2 separate regions of the Mus musculus genome follow, and region 2 is linked to region 1. Evidence: chromatin loops called from intact Hi-C (ENCODE). Cell type or tissue: gastrocnemius. All regions are shown on one strand. Each heading gives the region's core, and the rest is flanking DNA. Links, peaks and the distances in the headings are about the cores only.

Region 1 (5,371 bases), core at 217-5,216:
AATGCCAGCCCTGCCCTAAAAACTTTCTCATAGGCTGAGAGGGCTCAGAGCTGTAGGGAACACGTGCAGGCTGGCTCACGCGGCAACTTGTTTACCCAGAAGCTGGGGATTTTCCTTGACGACACTTACCCAATACTGCGGAGTCTGCGCAGGCGTGCCGAGCGACTTGTACGCAGGCGTAGATCTGACAGGCTATGGCGTAGTGGGCATACTTTGGAGACTCTGGCATTACAAGAGGTTTCTGGTGCCTGAGCTTTGTGTCTCTAGTGATCCCCAAAGCTTAAAAATCTGAGCACTACACTGAAGATATCATTAGATTGCATGACAATGACGGTGAAATGACAGTCGCCTCCTATTTATTTTCTTTGGGCCTGGCTGGCCAGCCCCTTCTTGCAGACTCCCAAGAAGGCCGGCTCACTACCCATAACCTCACAAAAGAGGCTGAGAGGTTACGTAATCTGTCGGAATTAGATTATGTATATTGATAAAAGAGCTAAAGTCTGAACCCAGGTCTCTGACACCATAAAGGTAGCTTGGTATTGTAAGGCCTATGGAGACATTAAACCTAGAAGTAATTCCAAGAATTAAATGCAAAAAGCCTTATTTAAACTCTCCATAAAGGTAGAATTTAGGATAGGCTGTAAGACACCTCAGTACTTTAGAACCTCTGAAATAATTTCCAATGACACCCTTTTGCGGGGCGGGGGGTGTATTCCAGACAGGTTTCTTTCTTCTTTTTTTCTTTTTTCTTCGAGACAGGGCTTCTCTGTGTAGCCCTGGCTGTCCTGGAACTCACTCTGTAGACTAGGCTGGCCTCGAACTCAGAAATCCACCTGCCTCTGCTGGGATTAAAGGCGTGTGCCCCCACTGCCCGGCCCAGACAGGGTTTCTCTGTGTTGCTCTGGCTGTTCTAGAACTCACTCTGTAGACCTGGCTGCCCCCAAACCTGGAGATTGCCAATCCACCTGGCTCTGCCCAACTTTGAAAATCTAATTTTTGTTTGTTTGTTTTTAAGATTTGTATGAGTACATTGTAGCTGTCTTCAGACACACCAGAAGAGGGCATCGGATCCATTTCTAGATGGTTGTGAGTCAACATGTGATTGCTGGGAATTGAATTCAGCACCTTTGGAAGAGCAGTCAGTGCTCTTAGCTGCTGAGCCATCTCTCCAGCCCCTGAAAATCTATTTTTAAAAGTACTTCTAAGCTGGGCATGGTGGTGCACGACTTTAATCCCAGCACTTGGAAGGCAGAGGCAGGCAGATTTCTGAGTTCGAGGCCAACCTAGTCTACAGAGTGAGTTCCAAGACAGCCAGGACTGCACAGAGAAACCAAAAAAAAAAAAAAAAAAAAAAATAGTTCTAATTTTTTTTTTCTCAAGACAGGATTCCTTTGTGTAACATAGTCCTGGCTGTTCTGGACTCTTTGTATACCAGGCTGGCCTTAACCTCACAGAGATCCATATGCCACTACCGCCCAAATACTGGGCTTAAAAGTATGCACCATCCCCCGCCCCTCGCCCCCAGCTCTCTAATAGTCCTTATTTCTTGGCTAGCTAATGATGATGCACATGTTTAATCCCAGCCTCAACAGGCAGTCAAGTGTGTATTCCAGGCCTAATCTACACAGTGAGTTCCAGGACAGCCAGTGTTACATAATAAAATTCTGTCTCAAAAAATTTTGTTTTCTTTTTTTTTAATTTTTTTTTTTTTTTTTTTTAGACAGGGCCTCATTATGTAGACCAGGCTAGACTCACAGTCAAGAGATCAGCCTGTCCCCACCTCCTTTATGCTTGGATTAAAGGCCTGTACCACACCTGGCCCTCTAGTGGTTCTTAGCCAATCCTCCCACCCCGATCTCTATTCAACTGCCCTGGAAAGTCAAAGATCACTGTGATCCAGCAAGTACCACACTCACTAGCAGTGATTAGTCCCTCGTGCCCTGAATACAGAGGGCAACCAGAAATGCTACCTACTTCCTATATAGCTATATCTCAGTGATGTTGCTGAAGTACAAAGGGGTAGTGATGCTTCCAGTTCAAGAGTTCGGGAGTAAGAGTTACACAACGCAGTGCAAGGGTAGTGTGCCATCTATAGCTAGCTTTATGCCACAGTCAGCTTTGCCTCATCAGGCTGATCCTTTCAAGCATTCATCGGCCCATCTGGATGTACGGCACTGAAATGGACAGGGGAAGACATGCCCCCACAGAAGTGGTCCAGGAGTACAGGGCTATGAGAGAACCTAAGGAATAGCTAGCAGTGACATTTAGGAGATAAAGGAGTTCTGTGGTAGCAGCTCACTCTAGGCCGGTAGTGGGAAGCTGGTAATCCCAGACTGCAGAGTTCACCTGCCTCTTAGACATCAGGTACTTTCTTTAGTGATACTTCTGATTCTCGTCTGCTGGTGCCCCCTGTGGCCACTTCGGGAATTACACTTTGCCAGGGCCCAAGGTCAGGGCCTCCTGCAACAGGCCAGCCAGCTCTTACCAAAGAATCTTTCAACCACTCCATATCTGAAAATCCAATATTCTTATTACTGATTAAGAAAAAGATTTTGGACACCATATGGTTACTCATTACACGTTTATTGTACATTTTCACAATCTGGATGCGCCACAGAATTGGGGGCATGGGGCAGGGGAAGAAGGAAGGCAGGGGACACTGGGATAATATTGGGGGTCTAAAACACAAGCACCCCCACCCCCAGCATCTCTCCTACCCTTTCACACCACAGTTTAGATCTCCTTGGTTCCCCTCCACACAGAAAACCTGGTGTGTGGGGGGCAAGAGTTTGGGGAACAACCCCCCCCAAGGCAGGTTAAGGGGCTGTACCCTCAGATCCCTAAAACTGTGCCATTTAAAAAGATTAGATCCTTCCTCTATCATTGTACTCAACAAGGAAATAGCTTGCTTTCTCTCTCACACTCTCTCTCTCTGGGCTCAACAGCCCTGGAGAAGGACGAGGATCCCCATCCTCCAGCAAGTCCCAACACATATTGGCAGTGACTAGTACCCCCACCCTGAATACAGGGGGGCAGTCAGAGGAGCTGGGCAGTGATGGGGGTAATACCCCCCCCCCAGACTGGGGAGGAAAGTTTTCAGTCGAACCTCTAGCAAGGATGAGGCCAGAGACTTCAGGCAGGAATTAGGGGGATTCTGTTTTGTCCCACTCCTCCCCAAGGCAGTGATGACCCCCACACACTGGAGCCACCCCTCCTCAAAGAACCAGATTGTGGTCGGCCCCCAGTTCTCCTGATGGGAGGAGGCAGCAGATCAGGCAGATGGGAGGGAGCGAGACCCCCTGGGAATGTCAGTTGAGTGCCCCACATGAAAACTGGGGAGCAGGAATGTAGGGAGAGACCCCGAGTGGCAGAATTATTGGTCCATCATAACACACTGAACTCCAAGACACTTACACACCAGCTGGGGGAGGGAGAGGAGGGTACAAGAGGTGTGGGAAACGGGGTAAGGGAAGCAAACTAGACTAGAGGGGTTGGGAGGAGGAAACCTTGGGGTCCAGAGCAGCCTGGTTCCCCAAAAGTCCAGACTCCCCACCACCTGCAGATAATGTCGTGCTAATAAAAGTGTGGTAAGAGGACCAATGGAGACTGACTCTTCCGAAAAGAAAGAAAGAAAAAACACAGAAGAGTGAAGAGTGATGGATCAGAAAGGAAACAAAAAACTAACAAACAAAACAAAATGAAACAGACAGCGTATGCAAATGATATGCTAATCAACATGTTGGAAGCTCCCAGAAAATCTTGGGATTCTTAGGACCAAGTGGAACCAGTCTCAGAGCCTCCCAAGGGATACAAAGATGCAGCCTAGGGAAGCCTAGACAGGTGGGGTGTTCTGTTTGTTTCTGTGGGGTTTGCTTTTGTTTTGGGAGGGCCTGGGATTGTACAGGGAAGATAAGGGAAAGATCGGTTAAATCCAAGGGAAGGAGGAGAGGGGCTATTGCATAGCAGATGCAAATGAAGGGACTTGGGGCTGATCAGGAAAGAGGAAAAGGGACAGAGGGTGAGAGAGAGGTGATGGGAACCTCAGGAAGGGGTGTTAAGGACAACCGGAAAAAATCTTCTAGTAATAAAACTACAAACAGACCAAATATATATAATATTATATATGTATAAATAACAGCTGGCTATTTACAGGGGGCACACACACGGACACACACACACACACGGATCCAAGGGAGGGGGCTGAAAGATATGGCTGAGAGGTGGAGGAACGGCTGGGGGTGGGGGAGAGGCCCTTCTTAGGCAGGGCAGACTCCTCAGGGATTTAAGTGCTGAAGTAAACTGTGGAGAGAGGGCAAGAGGAGGACGAGGGAGAGGGGGAGAAAGGAGGACGAGGAGAGGGGGAGAAAGAGAAAGAAAGCAGTGTGTCAGGCCTGGCCCTGTTCCAAGCCTCCCCACTCCCCCACTGGCTGACATCCCTTCCCTCTCAGCCTCAGTTTCTTCAAAGGGACTTGGCAAGTGGGTATTGAGGTCCCTTAAACTCCACGGCTGGACAAAGGGGCATAAAACCTTTAATGCACTGGGTATGTGACGGTAGCTTTCAAACAGTGGAGTAAGTGGTATCCTGGTGGTTGGTGTTCGAGACCTCACCCTTTCCTGTCTCCTACTCCCGTTTTAGAATCCCCAGATGGAGCTTTTAGGCTCAAAGGGTTCCTAGACGAACACCAGGACCCCACCCGGTATTCCTAGTCCCAAAATCTTAACCGGATTGACCCATAACCAGGGAAAGCAGGGCTATACAACACTCAAGTTTTGGGCTCTAAATGAGTCAGAACTGCCAATAGCAGCAAAGTGTGTTTTGGTTGCAGAGTAAAAACTAGGTTAGTGACCTTCAAAGCCCAGGCTCCCCAGGGAAAGCCTCTACCTCCCCAGGGGAGGGGCCCTGGCCTCTGGCCCCACTCACCGATGATGATGATGAGGATGATGGCGCAGATCACTCCCAAGATGATCATCATCTAAGAGTGAGAGGGAGGTGAATGACACAGTGACACCCTACTTCCCCACTGCCCCTCCCAACCTGTCCCCATCTCCTCCCCTTTACCTTGAGGTTTTTCCACCAGTATTTGCGCTTGAGCTTGGCTGCACTTGTTTCAAACTGGGAGGCCCCTGCCTGGAGGGCATCTGCACGGTCATCCAGCTCCGACAACTTCTGGTCCCGCTCCAGGACCTTGTCCACATTCACCCTCATGATGTCCACCACCTGAGGGAGGGGTCCACGAGGCAGGGGGGTGTGCCAAGGCATGCCTCAAGGAGGGCACTTCTTGAACATGTGCCCATCGTGGCACAAGTGGAACATGCACCCCGATGTTTCCAGGCTAACATGCCAAGGACATACACAGAACATGCCTAGCAC
Region 2 (5,371 bases), core at 372-5,371, 890 kb before region 1:
AGCCACCATCCAAAATAATCCTCACCCTAAAGCAGGAAGTGGAAGAAATAAACAGACTGCTAGAGAAGGAACTGAAGTCCAAGCCACCTCAGTCACCTCTTCTACCAGAACCACCAAGGTCCTTCTGGGAATTCTGACCTGGGCTGCCAAAGCCTGCATGCTACTCAGTCATTTCCCCCCAGAATCTGACTTCAGGAGATTTACTCCAGAGGGCATGTTCATTAAGAAGTGATGGTAAGCCAGGCGTGATGGCGCACGCCTTTGATACCAGCACTGGGGAGGCAGAGGCAGGTGGATTTCTGAGTTCGAGGCCAGCCTGGTCTACAAAGTGAGTTCCAGGACAGCCAGGGCTGGGGGCAGGGGCGGCGGGGAGGAATGGTAGCTGAAACAATGTTTACCTTGGAGAAAAGCTTGAGGGAGAGAACCCAGAGATACCTGGGTTCATCCAAACAGTCTCTACACTCCAAGTATCCCTTCATAATCGCTAGAGTCGCCTGGAGAAACATGCCCACCTTCAGATGCAAGCTCTCCAGCTAACAGCCAGCTTGTCTAATGAGACACCCAACTTTAATGTGCATCTGACAACTAAAGATGCCTATTGGAAAAGCATCGTTTTCTGTCCCAGGGTCTTAATAATAAGCCCATACACACAAGCTAGAGAATTCCAGAGCCTTTTTGGAGGAGCTCCTTCACACCCAAGGCTTTTCCTCAAGTTCCAATTCCTGCTCCATATGCCCTTCTACCCACCCACACCACTGACAAAGGAGTCTGACTTTCAACAGGAGGGTCTTTCCAAAGCCCATATCAATAGTTCTGGCTACCAGCAAACAGGTGTTCCCGGCCTCTTCTTTCTTTAGCAACAACTCTAGCTTTCGTAAGGAGAGCACCATTCTAGCCCCCGAGAACTGCCAAATCCTATCCCATTTAGGCAGATTAAGAAAGAAAGCAAACCCAGTAAAAATCATGGTTCTTTTATTAAGGGCTGAACCTTGCTTAAAGGTGTCCTACTTCTCCAGCGGGTAAAGCTCTGGCCAAGGCTCCCTTCCTAGGCCCAAAGCAGAGGCCCAGCACTATCCAAAATTCCGCGAGCACCGCGGACAGAGGACCCCACCACTGGCAGCACCCAAGCAAACTCACCGTGCGGATCTGCCTCCGCAAAAGGTAAATAAAGAAGCTCCAGAGCTTGGCGGCGAAGGCCACGAACGTGCGCAGCCCCAGCAGACACTGCGTCCGCATCATCCCGATGACCCCGGCACCGCCGGCCCCGGGGCCCCCGCGGCCCAGCTCCGCCAGCCCCCCGGGGGCAGCCCCCCGCCGCAGGGAGGGGGAACGGGGGCCCCGAGCGGCAGGAGAGGCTGCAGAGATGAGCACGGAGTGGGTGGCTTAGAAAGCCACCCCCAGCGAAGGGAAAGCCCAGCGGAACCGGGAACTGGGGGACTGGCGTGGGCAGCCCGCGGGGGCCCACATGAGCGGGAAGTGGCACCGACGACTTCGCGTGGGCTGCAGGCCGAAACAGGTCGGGCTAGGACAGGGTCCTCTGAGACCAGGAGGGAAGGGGATGGAGAATTGGGGGAGGGGGCAGTGGGGGAGGGGGCTAGGGAAAAGGGAGGGAGGGAGATGGGAGGGGAAGGGGGAAGCGAAGGGTGGCCTTCTGCGCAGGCGCGCTAGGGGTCTGCCCCGGGAAGGGGGCGGGCGGGGGCGGCGGCGGCGCGCGGTGGGCCGCGGCGATTCTCGGGGGCCCCCTGGGCGCAGGAGCTGGGGAGGAGGGGGAGGGGGAGCCGAAGGGCACGGATCGCTGGGCCGGAGTGGCCTCCCCCTCCCCGAGGTCAGGATCGCTTAGCCGCTGAGGAGCGGGGCTGCAGCCTCTGCAGCTAGGCTTCCCACTCTGACAGGCGCCATTTTACCGCCCAAAGGGCTCCCTCCTCTCTTCCCTCCTCCTCTTCCCCTCTGACATTACTTCCGGTAGTGACGTGTATTCACTTCCCCGGGATTGCTGTTTCCCTCAATTCATTCTGAGGAGGGAGGGGAAAGTTAAGGAAAGCTCTCTGCTCTGACCCCGGGGTGCAGCGTTACGCACGCGCACTAGGTTACTGCGGGGCGGGACCTGGAGAGAAGCCAGGCGCCGTGTGGGCGGGGCCGAGTGACATCATTTATTCCCAGGTTCGAACCTTCTTCGGGATTGGAGCTCGTGAGACCTCTGTCCTTGTCCCCATCCCACTGATAACTGTTCCAACGGCCCTTCTGGCTCCAGTCATGGTGCAAGAGTAGATTAAGGATGTTGTCTCTAGGACTGTGTACAGAGACTCTGGAGCGGCCCCTCCGTGTAAGCCCCCTGAGAATACGGAGCATAAAAAAACCAGGCTCCTCTTTCCGGACTTTGCGGTCCTTTAAGGTTGGAAGCAATCGTAAGTGCCCCGCCTCCTCGGTGGTGACGACATCAGAAGGCGTCCTGAGGCGTCAGAGATGCTGGACTCGTTGTTGGCCATCGGTGGTTTGGTGCTTTTGCGAGGTGAGGGATCAAGGCATGCGGTGGTAGCCTTGGGCTTGGCTGAAGGAGCGGGAGCCTGGAGGACCCGCTGGGGATGGATACCCAGCTAGGGGTGGAAGTCGTGGTCGGAGCCCTGAGGGCTCAGTAGGTCTCACCCATCCTTGGCTCTCCCCAGATTCCGTGGAGTGGGAAGGGCGTAGTCTCCTGAAGGCTCTTATCAAGAAATCTGCACTTCGGTGAGTTAGCCCACAGTTTCTCCTCTCCTTCCCGGAAAGGGAGCCGGTACCCCCACTCTTCAATATATTTCCTTCATCTCTGCCTTAGTGGGGAGCAGGTCCACGTTCTGGGCTGTGAAGTGAGCGAAGAAGAGTTTCGCGAAGGTTTCGACTCTGATGTCAACAGCCGGTGAGTATACATTAAAACAGGTTTCATTCGGACTACAGCTGCTAAGGACGTCTCTTCAACAGACAGCACAGAATCTCATACTGTGGAGAAACTGGTATCGTAGGGTTTGGAACAGTAAAAATTAAAAGACTAGCGAGATGGGTTTTTTTTAGAGACTTTAGCACCAGCTTGCCGGCTTGACTGAAGGGACATGAATGAGGCTGTTGCTCACTCAACAAAAGAGAGCAGTAAACGCTTAGATAGTTTGCTGTATATACATAAGCATTCTGGCTTTAATGTTTGCACGTTAATGCATAGTCAACCAAGAAACACTTGAGTTTCTTCTAAAGTTGATGTCATCATCTTTTATATAAGTGTCCTTGGAGTTGGTTTGTTCTAGGCCTTATTATAAGGCTCAAGACTATAGATGCTAGAATTGAACTGAAAACACAAGGCAGGATAAAGGAACATACTAATTCCAAAGAGTAGTAGGCTAAATTAACCTTTGGATAGAACTTTTTTGCCCATTTTATTTTATTTTTCTCAGAAAAGGACATTTTGTTTTTTGGTTGTTGTTTTTTTTTTTTTTTAATTGATCTCATTATGGGGCGGATCTCATTATGTGGTGTAGGCTGCGTTACAACTCACTGTGTAGTCCACAGTAACCTCTTAACTCCCAGCCTCATATCCTGCCTCATCCTCCCCTATGCTGTGACTATGTTACATGCCACATGTCCAATTTATAAGATTTCTTCAATTTAAAAAAATGGCATAAGATCACTGTAATAGCACACACTTTTTTGGGCTTTATGAGACAGGGTTTCTCTGTATAGCCCTGGCTGTCCTAGAACTCTGTAGACCAGGCTGGCCTCTGCCTCCCTACTGCTGGGATTAAAGACGTGCGCCATCACGGCTGGCAATAGCACACACTTTTAATCCCTGCATTCAAGGGAGATACAGGCATATCTCTCGAATCTGAAGCCAGCCTGGTCTACAGAGAAGAGTTCCACACCAGTTAGGGCTACATAGTGAGAGTGTCTCTAAATAAATAATAAACATAGAGCAAATACATCTTATTCTTTAAAAGGCACAAATAACCACAGTTATCTAAATAATTGTTTCCTTGAGATGTTTCCACAATTATCTGCTAGAAAGACAAAATTACTTTAAAAGCTTTGTTTTGCTTCTTTGCTTTTATCTTTTGTGTGTGAGTGTTTTGCCTATATTTGTGGGCCGGGGTATGTCTTGGTGTTTGCAGAAATCAGAAGAGTGCTCTGCCAGAGGTCCTGAGTTCAATTCCCAGCACCCACATGGTGGCTCACAACCATCTGTAATGGGACCTGATGCCCTCTTCTGGTGTGTCTGAAGATAGCTACAGTGTACTTATACACACAAACACATATGTATACATACGTATGGTTTTCTTTTTAAGATTTATAGATTTTATGTATATGGGTGCTTTATCTGCATATACACCTGTGTGTCAGAAGAGGCCATCAAATCTCATTATAGATGGTTGTGAGCCACCATGTGGTTGCTGGGAATTGAACTCAAGACCTCTGGAAGAGTAGCCAGTGCTCTTACCCAATGAGCCATCTCTCCAGTCCCAAAATAAACAGTTTTTTAAAATGACTAACATGTCTAAAGTGCTGAAGTGAGTGGAGTCTAATTCAAGAATTGAAGTAAAGAGACTCGTGTGGTTTGAAGACAGGATACCAAGCCTTCATCTTATTTGCATTATGTGTAGAATCCAGTGAAGAATTCGTGTGTTTAGCAAAATTGATCTTTAGATCTTTTTTTTTCCATTTTTTATTAGGTATTTAGCTCATTTACATTTCCAATGCTATACCAAAAGTCCCCCATACCCACCCACCCACTCCCCCTTTTTGGCCCTGGCGATCTTTAGATCTCTTAACTGAGCAGTGGTGGCCAGTGCTTTTGGTTTGGTTTGGTTTCGTATGTTTTTTCAAGACAGGGTTTCTCTGTGTAGTCTTCAGTGTATTGTAGTCCTCTGTAGGTCAGACTGGACTCAAACTCCCAGAGATCCACCGCCTTGGTTCCTGAGTGCTGGGATTAAAGACATGTGTCACCACACCTACCAGACTCTAGGGTCAATTGTCACTACCCAGATGGTCGTGGTAGCATATGTAAAGAGACTCGTGTGGTTTGAAGACAGGATACCAGCACTTGAGAGGCAGAGACAGGCAGATCTCTTATGAATTCAAGGCCAGCCTGGTCTACGTAGTGAATTCCAAGCCAGCCAAGGAAACCTAGTGAGATCCCGTCTCAGAAAATAAAATAATAGGGGCTGGAAAGATGGCTCAGTGATAAAGAGCACTGACGGCTCTTCCAGAGGACCTGGGTTCAATTCTCAGCACTCACATGCTCACTATCTGTAACTCTAGATCAAGGACATCTGATACCTTCACACAGACATGAATACACTCAAAACCACTAATGCATGTTCAATTTTTAAAAAATTAAAAGAAAAATACTACT

Evidence for each region. Hi-C counts contacts between places; a loop is a spot of excess contacts. Peaks named below come from ENCODE experiments on the same cell type or tissue, not always from the same donor. Only the 100,000 strongest peaks of a DNase experiment are listed, where the experiment ranks them.
Region 2: it touches region 1 in a loop (4-fold over the local background); 4 of 42 quality-filtered maps call a loop at or near these places.

The regions. Positions count from the first base shown.
Region 1 is chr11:69,089,578-69,094,948 of GRCm38, reverse strand. Vamp2 (vesicle-associated membrane protein 2) reads right to left here. Exons shown (of 5, transcript NM_009497.3): 3 at 5,060-5,218; 4 at 4,922-4,973; 5 at 2,568-4,299. The coding sequence ends at 4,283. Among named protein-coding and RNA genes, the nearest start is that of Vamp2, 3.7 kb to the right of the region's middle. In gastrocnemius, for the core only: a CTCF peak has its summit at 2,426; a DNase peak (open chromatin) is centred at 2,416; H3K4me3 peaks cover 1,984 bases; H3K27ac peaks cover 5,000 bases.
Region 2 is chr11:69,977,352-69,982,722 of GRCm38, reverse strand. Elp5 (elongator acetyltransferase complex subunit 5) reads left to right here and starts at 1,488. Exons shown (of 9, transcript NM_018740.2): 1 at 1,488-1,516; 2 at 2,161-2,509; 3 at 2,664-2,724; 4 at 2,813-2,893. The coding sequence starts at 2,464. It overlaps Ctdnep1 (CTD nuclear envelope phosphatase 1), which reads right to left and starts at 1,555. Exons shown (of 8, transcript NM_026017.2): 1 at 1,138-1,555. The coding sequence starts at 1,239. In gastrocnemius, for the core only: no CTCF peak of the experiment used is centred there; DNase peaks (open chromatin) are centred at 1,723, 2,091 and 2,413; H3K4me3 peaks cover 3,081 bases; H3K27ac peaks cover 2,867 bases.